Regions from separate parts of the Mus musculus genome. Here region 1 is linked to region 2. Evidence: chromatin loops called from intact Hi-C (ENCODE). Cell type or tissue: heart. All regions are shown on one strand.

Region 1 (5,000 bases), 180 kb after region 2:
GCAGAGGCAGGCAGATTTCTGAGTTCAAAGCCAGCCTGGTCTACAAAGTGAGTTCCAGGACAGCCAGAGCTATACAGAGAAACCCTGTCTCGAAAAACCAAAAATAAATAAATAAATAAATAAAGCATTAGCTTCATCTCTGGTGGGCGTGTGTGGGTGTGAGGGGGTGACAATATGTTGTCGTGGGACACCTGTTGTGTCTTTTCTACCACCCTAGCATTTCTCACTGAGTCTGGCAGTTCTTTCCTTTCTGGTTGTGCAAAGTTCTTTCTGTAGCAAACCAGACAGCAGCACACTGAAGCAGCTTGACTGACCAGTTAAGTCCCTGTGTGTGTGTGTGTGTGTGTGTGTGTGTGTGTGTGTGTATCCATGGCATTACTGTGGAGATCTGAGGACAAACTTCTCTGTGGGTTTGGGTCAGGGTCCGTCTTATGTTGTTCACAATGTCATGAGCCAGACTCGCTGGCTTTGGAGCTTCTGGAATTCCTCGGGTCTTTGCCTCTCATCTCACTGTGGATGTGCCACCATGCCTGACTTTTAGGTGGGCTCTGGGGATTCAAACTCAGGTCTTCATGACTGCATGGCAAATGCTTTACCCACAAGGAGACATCTCCCCATTCCTGACTCTGTTTTCTGAATCTGTGGGGGAAAAAAGTCACAATCCTTACTGCACAGGGTTGCTGTGAGAGTGAAGGAAGAGGTGTCACAGGGAAGTTTAGCACATAGTTTGTGCTTTGTAATCATTACTCTCGCAGACTTCCACAGGCACTTGCATTTCAAACAGACTGACATCTCCTGGGGTAGCCACTGCTGCTTGCCTCCAAGGCCACCTTTGGTATAACAAAGAAAGGAATCTGGTCTGTTGAACTCATGCCATGAAACATATTTTGTGCACACACCTATTCATGAATTTGTTCAGCCTACCTGAATGACGCACTGCAGGAACACACTGGCGGGCGCTACATTATCTACTCAGAATGAACACAGTGGACAGGGATTAAAGCAGTTTTCTGAGACTCCCTGTAAATCAGGGTGATCCTAGTACTGCCAGGCTGGGTAGAAAGTGTTCATCTGTCTCTCTTGGATACAGAGGAGGGCATTGTTTCTAAGGTGTCCCTTTTGTCCCTTCTGTGGGTTTGCCCTTGTAAAGCTGCTTGGCTGAATGGGCAGAGACTTCCGATCTGTGTTGACCTTAGATGGAGAGTTGGGATTACTGAGGCTCTGCCACACTGGATCTTGGAGGGCATCCAGTGTGTGGGTGGTGTGCTGTGGGTTCTAACTCCTCAGCTCCTAGCCTACAGTCTCCTTGAACAACTTCCTTCCTGTAACCCGGGAACTTCTCCAGTGTCACAGGTTCAAGTCTTAGGACCCTTTATGGAAGCAGGAGCTTGTGAACTAAATTGCATCACATGTAAATTGTTCAGTCTAGTAGTGGGAAGCCCAGACCTTTGAAGCCAATGCATGGTTGGTATTGCCAATACAACTTCTCTGGGCTTCCTCCTCTCCTGCTGTTAATTGCAGTAAATGGGGTGCCATCCTCATGGGAGATGTCCTGAGGACTGAAAAAAACATTTTCTCAAAGGCCAGCTACTTAGTAGGTACCCAGACTCAGGTGTTCAAACCACTGTTCTGGGCTCTGGTGCCACAAATTTCAAGCTGGCCAGGTAGTGATTTTGTATACCTTACACCCACAGAGTAGGTGGAACTCTGTGAGCTTGAGGCCAGCCTGTTCTACAGCGCTAGTTCTAGGACAGCCAAAGCCACATAAAACCCTGTCTCAAAAAGAAAAGAACAAAAACCCAGGTTTTATTACACATGCATTTTTCTTATGGGGCTGAAGGGATGCTTACAGCAAACCCATGTAGAAAAAAAGGAGCCAGAGGTAGAGGAAGTCCAAATAACTTGCCTGGGCAGGCCGACCTGGGAAGATGAGGAAGAGGAAATAGGCTTTGATCCATCCCAGCCTTATTTAGAGAAAGGAGAGGTGTCATTGACTTTTAAAGGTCCTCATGCTGAGTGCTCCAGCGCAGAGCCCACCCACGTGTACTCTCGAACGTTCGGGGTGGGCACTGAGTTCACCCGATTAACAGGTGCTGAACCTGGGTACATATGCTCATTAGTCCCTGGATCTAAGCCCAAGCTAGACGTGTCCAAGAGGCACATCGGAAGGGCCAGACGCCTACTCTGACACGTGGTAAGGGAGTCGGTCACTGCGGGGAGGACGTGAAGCATGCTAGGCTGGGGAAGGGCACAGGCTGTACAGCCTGTGGCTTGAGGTAGATGGAGTGAGCCCGGCTGGAAGTGGTTGCCCAAGGGTGGTTCCGGCCGAGCTCAACGCCTTCTGCGTTTCCGCGGGGCTGTCCAGGCGTGCAGATGGGGAAACTGAAGACAAAACAGCGCTGGGAAGACTGGCCGCGAGACATTCAGTCTCTTAAGACCAGGCTCATCGTGGACACGACAGCACAGTCCGTGGGTCCAATCGTAGCTTCTCTTGGGGGCGGGACGCGTCGTGGCCACGCCCCTTCGGGCGGGGCTTCCCGTTGCCGCGGGGCCGTTGATTTCAGGGCGGAACGTTCGCGCGGGCAGTGCGCGCGCGCGGGGGGAAGGCCTTGAGAGAGCGCTGCGGATTCGGCTGGGCAGGCTCGGCGTGGTGCACGCGCAGCGCCATCCGGCGCAGCGCCCGGCGGCTCCACCCAGCCGAAGGGGCGCGACCCGGGTGGGAGGCGGCGAGAGCGCGAGCGACACTGGTGTCTCCGTGGCACGGCAGGTGAGGCGGCGGGTCGGGGCTGGGTGCCAGCGCCTCGCGTCTCCCCAGCCCTCAAAACCCGCCTAGGGTGCCCAGGACCCTAGTGCCCTCTGATGCGCTGGGGACCCTGCCTCCGACATCCCCTGGGCTGCCTGGGTCCGCGGCCACCTGTGGACCTGATTACCTTCCACACCTAGAAAACCTCACCATCCTCCAGATTTCCCTCAGACTCAGCACACAGACCTCGGCGGCTTCAGGGCCCGAGACCGTTATATCTTCTCCAGAAGTCCAACAGATCCCCTCTGGTCCAACTCCAAAGCTTCGGGTCTCCAGGCCCATAGACTCCCATCCTTTCTTGGGTGGAGAGGCCTTCAGACCCACCTATCCCTAGAGACCTTCCTTCCTAGGATCTCCTGCCTCCTGCTCTCTATCTTGAGGTCCACAGAGCTTTTCAGCTTCTACTAGAGTGTTCTTGAGGTTTGTGAATTGTAAATAGGGATAAAAGTAGCACCATCTGATAGGTCAACAGAGGACCACGCATAACCAAAGAGGAGGTGGGATGTGGGGCTTCGCATGTGCGTTTGTTTTCACCGTGCAGTGGAGGCTGGTGTGGGACCGACTCATTGTGGAGAATGGCAGCGCTGGGAGTAACGGGAGTTGGGCAGTCAAAGCTCTTTTAGATTGTGCCCTCAATGTGTGGTAGTTTCTGTTACCACACACAGCCCACCAAAACCAGTCCAGGAAAGTAAAGCTTGATTACAGTGGTCTAATTGATGGGACGAAGGTAAACTAAAGGTCCATCTTTCTGGGATCCTGATTTAAGGGTGGCTGTCTTCCCTGAGGTGGAGGTTTGGGGCCAAATGGTACACATCTTATCATTTTCAGTCCTGGAAATCTCTAGAACAAGGATTATCCTTTCCTCGGGCTATTGTCATTGATAAACAGTCCTTGACTTGCTTGCTACACCGGCAGTCTGGTACCCTGAGGTAAAGCCCCAAGAAAGAACATGGCCTGATGATTGTGAAAGGCAAGGGCCAGGCATTTTTAAAGAGGGAGTGGATACCCTCTGCGGCCCAGTGCTGGGTGCTGGAGGCAGATGACACAGCTCCAGCTGGTAAGGGTTGGGAGGTGGGGATTAGCCAAGTTGGTGGTACTTAAGAGTGCCTTCAAGGCAGCTGGGGCTTGGGGGTTCTAGAGAGTAGCTGGGGTGAGGGAAGGGGATGCAAGAGGTAACAGGGAAGCAGACTCTTAAAGGTTGAGGAGTTCTGAGGATCACACCCAGGCCTTATGTTCACAGGTCAGACTGACTGGTGACTGAGCCATGTCCCTAGTCCTGGCTTACATATTTTTTCCAGTGGTCACTTTAGCTGTGGTGGAGCGACTTTTTTTTGTAGGCCAAAAGACCACAAAAGGTAGGAATGACTTGGACCCAGGCCGTGTGGTTCAGTAGCTCTCTAGAGCTTGACTGAGCTGAAAGCCCAGGCTTCGAGCTTGGGGCACTGACACGGGAACTTTTTTTAGGTGAGATTTTTATCTGTTTGCTTATAGGTGGTACTCACCTTAGCGCCTCACCAGGGTGTCTGCTATCCAAGTATAAGACACACTGCTTCCGGTAGGGGGAAGAGGGACTGAAGTCAGCGGGGGAGTCCTGAAGGAAAGGGGAAGGTACTGAAGGAGACGAGTTCGGATGTGTACCTGGAGGGGTTGAAGCTGCAAGCAGGAGGTGTCGATGTCCAGACAGGTGAGCACTGGAAGGTGTGACATGCACTACTGTAGGCAGTGAACTAGGGATTATAAGGAATAATGGATGAAGCCGGATTTGGGAGAAGGAGAGGGAAATGGAGATAGCCTAGTGCAGGAGGGCTTTCTGTGGCTACCACAGCCACACGTGACTGATAGGTACTTAGAATATACCTACAGTGGCAGGACTGGCATTTAATGGGTTAAATCTAGGGGTCCTGGGAAGCATGTAGGCTTCTCTGATATTATCCCATGGAATGCCTCTGGCCACCTGGCTTGGACACACTCTTCCTTTTTCACGTGTGAGGAACAGTCTCAGGGTGAGCCACGCAAGGCTGTAAGCAGCACAGCAAACTGTTGTTGGCTGGGCCCTTCTGGGTTGTGTACCTGTCTTTCCTCCCCAGCCTTCTGCCTGGAGACATGGCCATACCTCTTGTTTAGCTCTCCTTATCAATTCTGCTAAAGTTACTGTGTTCTGCAGGCAGCTGTGTGACAGAGCTGTCGGGGTTGGCTG
Region 2 (5,000 bases):
GGGAGGGGCTCGGGGGCGCGCAGTCGGCAGGGCTCCGGCGGCGGCATCTGTTCGTGGTGCTGAAACCCGGAGCGCTGAGCTCAGCGCAACTAACTCACAATGGACAACTTTTCTTCGCCGTGGGGGCGGCGGGCGCGCACCCCCATGGTTGGAGCTCCTCGCGGGTCCCCACAGCCCCTTTCAGGCATAGACACTCAAGTTAGGGCAGAACTGGGGGGTCCCGGGGGCGCCTTTCTTTTGTTCCCCGGGAGCTGGCGTCAGGTTCCGAGAATAAAAAGTGAGGCCGGCGGGATGGCCGGGAAGGGGCCGGCTAGGAGAAGGATCACCAAACCGGGTCGGCAGTGCCACGCGGAAATGGCTTCCAAGGAGTTTGGGGTGCGGGCCTGAATTGCCGCCCCCTTGTGTCCCCCTCCCACCGCAGCAGGGATCAGGGGATGCCGAGGCCGGGGAATGTCCACGTTCCCAAAACATGTCCACCGCTCAAGATGGACGCCGGGCAGCCGGCGCCTCGGAAGGTACGGCGCAGATCTTTGGCCGGCCGCCGGAGCCTCGCGCTCCCCTCAGCCACCACAAATCAGCTCTTTCTATCAAGAAAGGGAGGACGGCAACTTTGAGGACTGCAGCCATAACCCCACGGGAGTCGGAGCGTGCGACGACCGTACAGGCACTTTTTAGGGTGCTGCCAAAGTGCCCGGCGATCCTCCCTGGACCCCGGTCCCCTGTGGGGGATAGGCCCCTCCTTACTTGTTTGTCGCTGAGCGCTGCGATCCGTGGCTGCCTTTCGTGGAGCTGCTTCTTGAGGTCGCCGTTCTATGAAGACACAGAGGAGCGGGCTCAGCCTGGCCGCCCCGGGGGGGGGGGCGAGCAGGCGAGCCCCGAGCCCCGCATCCCCACCACCCACTGCCTGGCGGACCAAGCCGACCCCAACGCGCCCCAACTTTCCGGGACCGCTTTCCTCACACGGGCCACCGTGCAATGTCGCGCGAAGCAGCTTACCTGTGGCTGCCGCCTCATTGGGGCAGCTCCCGGGGCGGGGCGGGGGCCGAGGCCACCCGGCGGCGCGCCCCGAGCCGTGCAAGTTTGCAGGCCGGGGTGCGGGTGCGAGTGAGTGTAAGAGTGTGTGCCGGGGGAGGGGGGACGAACAAAGAGCCAAGTAAACACGGCGAGTCCGTGTCGAGCAAAGCTCATAAATATTCAAGTCGCGTCCTAATCTCCCCAACACACACACGCGCACGCCGCAATATCACTCGGGCACCGGCCGCCTCTCGCCGGAGTCACAATCGCCAAACTACTTTTGCTAACAGTGAGGGTCGGTGCCGGGCTGGGCCCGGAGCAGGAGGCTAGGAGCTGGCCGGTCCATGCACCCTGTTCCCTGGGCAGCTCTAGGAGGGTCCCCTTTCCGGTCGCCCGAGTTGTGCAAACGGGGCAGTGGCAGAGAAGACGCCACGCTGGGGTCCCACGAACCCTGGATCTGCAAACAGTGCTGGATCGCACGGAAGCGAGGGGGAGAGGGAGAACTAAGGGTTCCATCCCAGCCCCGGGACATGTTCCAGGAAGGGGCCTGCTTCCAGCACCCCTGAGACCAAGAGTTAGATACGGAGCTTCGATCCCTCTCGCCTCCACTCCCCGGGCCACTAAGGCTCCCCGGTCCAGTATCCGGGACTACCTACCTGGTGGCGCGCGAGTTCCACCGCGAGCGCCTCGGACCGGCTTTGCAGCTCCATCGCCGCAACTTGGGCAGCACTTTGCGCTCACTTTGGCCGGAGCTCGCAGGAAGTTGTGCGGCTCGGCGGGAACCAGACCGGGAGAGCTCGGATCCGGTGTCCCGGGCACAGAGAGACACGAGTTCCCTCCTGCAGCGCCGATAGGAAAGGAGGCTGACGAGAGGGAAGAAAGGCGAGCTGGCGCCCAACTCTTCCGGCTGCCGCTAAGTTGCGCCGGGTGCCCGGGCTGCCTGCGCCGCCCGGCGCATGGCCCCCAGGCGCCGGGAGCCCCGCGCAGCCCCCCAGCGCGCGCCCTGTCGCCGCCCGCGCCAGCTGACCGCCGGCAGGGACTATATTTCCTCCGGCGCGCGCGCCTGGATCTCGCTGGGGCCGCGGCAAAGTTGTGCCTCGGCACGATGCTAATTCGGCAGTGCCCGGATGGAGCGGGCCGGGGCGGCAGGAGGCGGTGCCGGGAACCCGCTGCCCGCCCCGCCCCGCCCCGCCCGGCCCGCGCGTGCGCATTGCGTTCGGCCCAGCGACCAGGCTCAGGAAACAAAAGTGGCGGCTGAGCGGAGCGCAAAGTCGCGGCTCTGAGATCTGGGCGCCCGAGCGATCTCCTCGGTGCGCAGCCGAGAGCACGGGGAGCAGGGAATGCTTTCACAGTCCCACTCCCGGAGCGACAATTCCCGCAGCAAACTGAGATGCCACCCTCCTGCTTCTTGCACCTCCTCCCTCCTCCGCTTCCCCTTCTCGCCTCGCTCTCCGGTTTTATTTAAATCACCCGGTCCTCTCCCGCAGCGCCTAGCACTGAGACTGGGGAACTAAATCAGTCCTGTCGCCGGAGTCCCAGCGCCTAATGGCCGCTGTGGTATTTAAATAGTATGAAAACTGATCTCTTGATTGGTCCTTTAATGATTTTTTTTACACTCACAATTAAACTCTCAACAGATGTCCCTAGACTTTTTTTTTTCCAGACAGTTGTTAAAAATCGTAAACACGACAGGTCAGTGTGACATAAAGCAATCATAACTACAGCTGCGGAGATGACATTTCAGAATTCCCAGTCCCGGGGCCGGGGTCAACGTCTCAGAGATTACTGCGGCGGAGTTTCCTGTCCTCATCAATTAATGTCGGGGCTTTGTGCCCTGCTGGGCGCTAGCACACTAGTGTGTTTCAAAGAGGCCAGGGAAAGGGGGGCCTCTGTGTCAGAGTAACCGTGAATTGATAGAGACTCATAACTAACTCTTTCCGTGGGTCACAAGAAAAGGAGGAAGGAAGGAAAGAAAAGAAAACTCAGGCACACCAGTCAGAAATGTCTCTTCAATGGATGCCAACAGTCTACATATTTCCTTTACCCCTCAGGAGAAATCTCTCTCTCTCTCTCTCTCTCTCTCTCACACACACACACACACACACACACCAGAACACCAGTGTTGTTAGAGCCATATACAGTATTGGTCACAGTCGACAAAGATGACAACGATCTAACTGGCTGACTAAACTGGTTCCTCCCACTTCTGGGTTAGACTCAAGTCAAGACAATGTCTCCCACTCCCCATTTTTTCTTTCAACCCCCCCCCCCATTTTGTAGTTAGAGGTGCAGAGGATCCAGGGGCTGGAGCATACTAGGCAAGCCTCTGTTACAGGAGCCATGCTCAAAGCTCCACTCATGTCTTTTGCTGGGGAGGACAGCAGCCTAGGTGAAGACTGGTGTTTGGAGGACCAGGAGGGGCATGTGCTGGCCAAGAGACTCCCTCCTGTGATTTCTGTAAATGTCATTGGCTTTTGGCAAAAACTCAGGGTTATCTTTCTGGCCATGTGGTCCTTTCATCAACAGGGTAGACTTTCTGGCTTTCCTTGGCTAGTACAGACTCTAGCAGATGCCCACCGAAGGAGATGTGCCTGGTCGGATGGTGACGACCCAGTGTGGTTTGTAGTTTTGCCCACTGTCGATTGATTTAGGCTTCAGTAATGATCAACATGTCACCCACTTCCTGGATCATGGCACAGGCCATGGTATGGGAGTTCTCTGACAGACAGTGCAGGAGAGGCAAAGTAAGCAACCAAGGATCAAACCCAAGGCCCGGCCTGTGCTAAGTAAACACTCTACCACTGGGTTACATCCCCAGCCACCTGCTTTGGAGACTCTGAACTTTGATCCCCCTGCCTTGGCTTCCTGAGCAGCTGGGAGCAGGTGTTCTTGTAAGCAAACATGTAGCTTTTCCTGAGCTCCTACAGGCTTCTCTCCCTTCACCTGACCAGTGTTCTCTAGAATATTCTTTCCCTCATTCCACATTTCACAAATTCTTTTCTTCAAGATTCACTTCAAATGTCTTTTCTGGGATACCCCCCCCTAATTTCCACAATAAAACTCCTATCACCCTCTCTGTTGGTCAACCAAGCAGTGCTTACTCATGAGGGGGTACTGGGAGTTGAACCCCAAATCTACCCTGAACAGAGTCAGACACATTTCTCTAAACCTCCTAACCTCACTTCTGTGCAAGATGGGAATCTATCACACTAGACACAGACACTCCGGACCCCTCAAGCGCCTTGCCCACATCTTGACACGTGGACTTATTTAATAGATGGGCTGAATTGCTATCCATTGCTTGCCCTGCTTGCCCCCAGCCTGGCCTTGGCAGCAAGCCTACCCTAGGGGAGTGGTAGTAGCTGCTTTTCTCATTCTGTGAGAAAACACCATGGCGAAGGCAACTTAGAGAACTACGAATTTCTTTGGGCTTATTGTTCCAGAGGAATAAAGAGTCCGCGGTGGTAGAAGGGAGGCAGAAGAAACAAAAGCTGGGGGCTTACATCTCAAACTATAAGCAGGAAGTGGGGACAAGAAACTGGAACTCGTGCTTTGTCACTTCCCAGGGACATTCTTCCTCCAGTGGGACCACACTTCCTAAACGTACCCAAGTTGTCCCATCAACTGGAGAATCACATATTGGAACATCTGAGCCTATAGGAGGTATCCACAGGAGCCACGGAGGCACCAGAACCCGTGTTCATTCTATGGCTGTGGAAGGAACGGCTGTTTGTAGGTAAGGTGTTACATACACCCTGGCATGCAACTCTGGCTCCAAGGACTTGAATGGCACAGCCTCTGAACACAGCCTTCCAGCATTCCACTTCTAGCATTTCCACTTGACATGCACTGACCTGAGCTCAGCACCCCCCTAACATCCCAGCTCCCCTCCCAGGCACATCCCCCTCTCATGTCCCTCCCCCACCCCAACCCCATCACTCACACTGCTAGTCTTTCTATGTGTAGCAGGATACTTATCTGGTTGT

The links. Peaks named below come from ENCODE experiments on the same cell type or tissue, not always from the same donor. Only the 100,000 strongest peaks of a DNase experiment are listed, where the experiment ranks them.
Region 1: it touches region 2 in a loop (2.4-fold over the local background); 1 of 42 quality-filtered maps calls a loop at or near these places.

Annotation. Positions count from the first base shown.
Region 1 is chr15:85,034,478-85,039,477 of GRCm38, forward strand. It overlaps Fam118a (family with sequence similarity 118, member A), which reads left to right and starts at 2,585. Exons shown (of 9, transcript NM_133750.4): 1 at 2,585-2,767. In heart, no CTCF peak of the experiment used is centred here; DNase peaks (open chromatin) are centred at 2,564, 3,830 and 4,438; H3K4me3 peaks cover 1,704 bases; H3K27ac peaks cover 1,460 bases; H3K27me3 peaks cover 1,322 bases.
Region 2 is chr15:84,853,995-84,858,994 of GRCm38, forward strand. It overlaps Phf21b (PHD finger protein 21B), which reads right to left and starts at 2,135. Exons shown (of 13, transcript NM_001081166.2): 1 at 1,671-2,135; 2 at 745-810. The coding sequence starts at 1,724. In heart, no CTCF peak of the experiment used is centred here; DNase peaks (open chromatin) are centred at 977, 1,707 and 2,177; H3K4me3 peaks cover 3,386 bases; H3K27ac peaks cover 2,640 bases; H3K27me3 peaks cover 1,365 bases.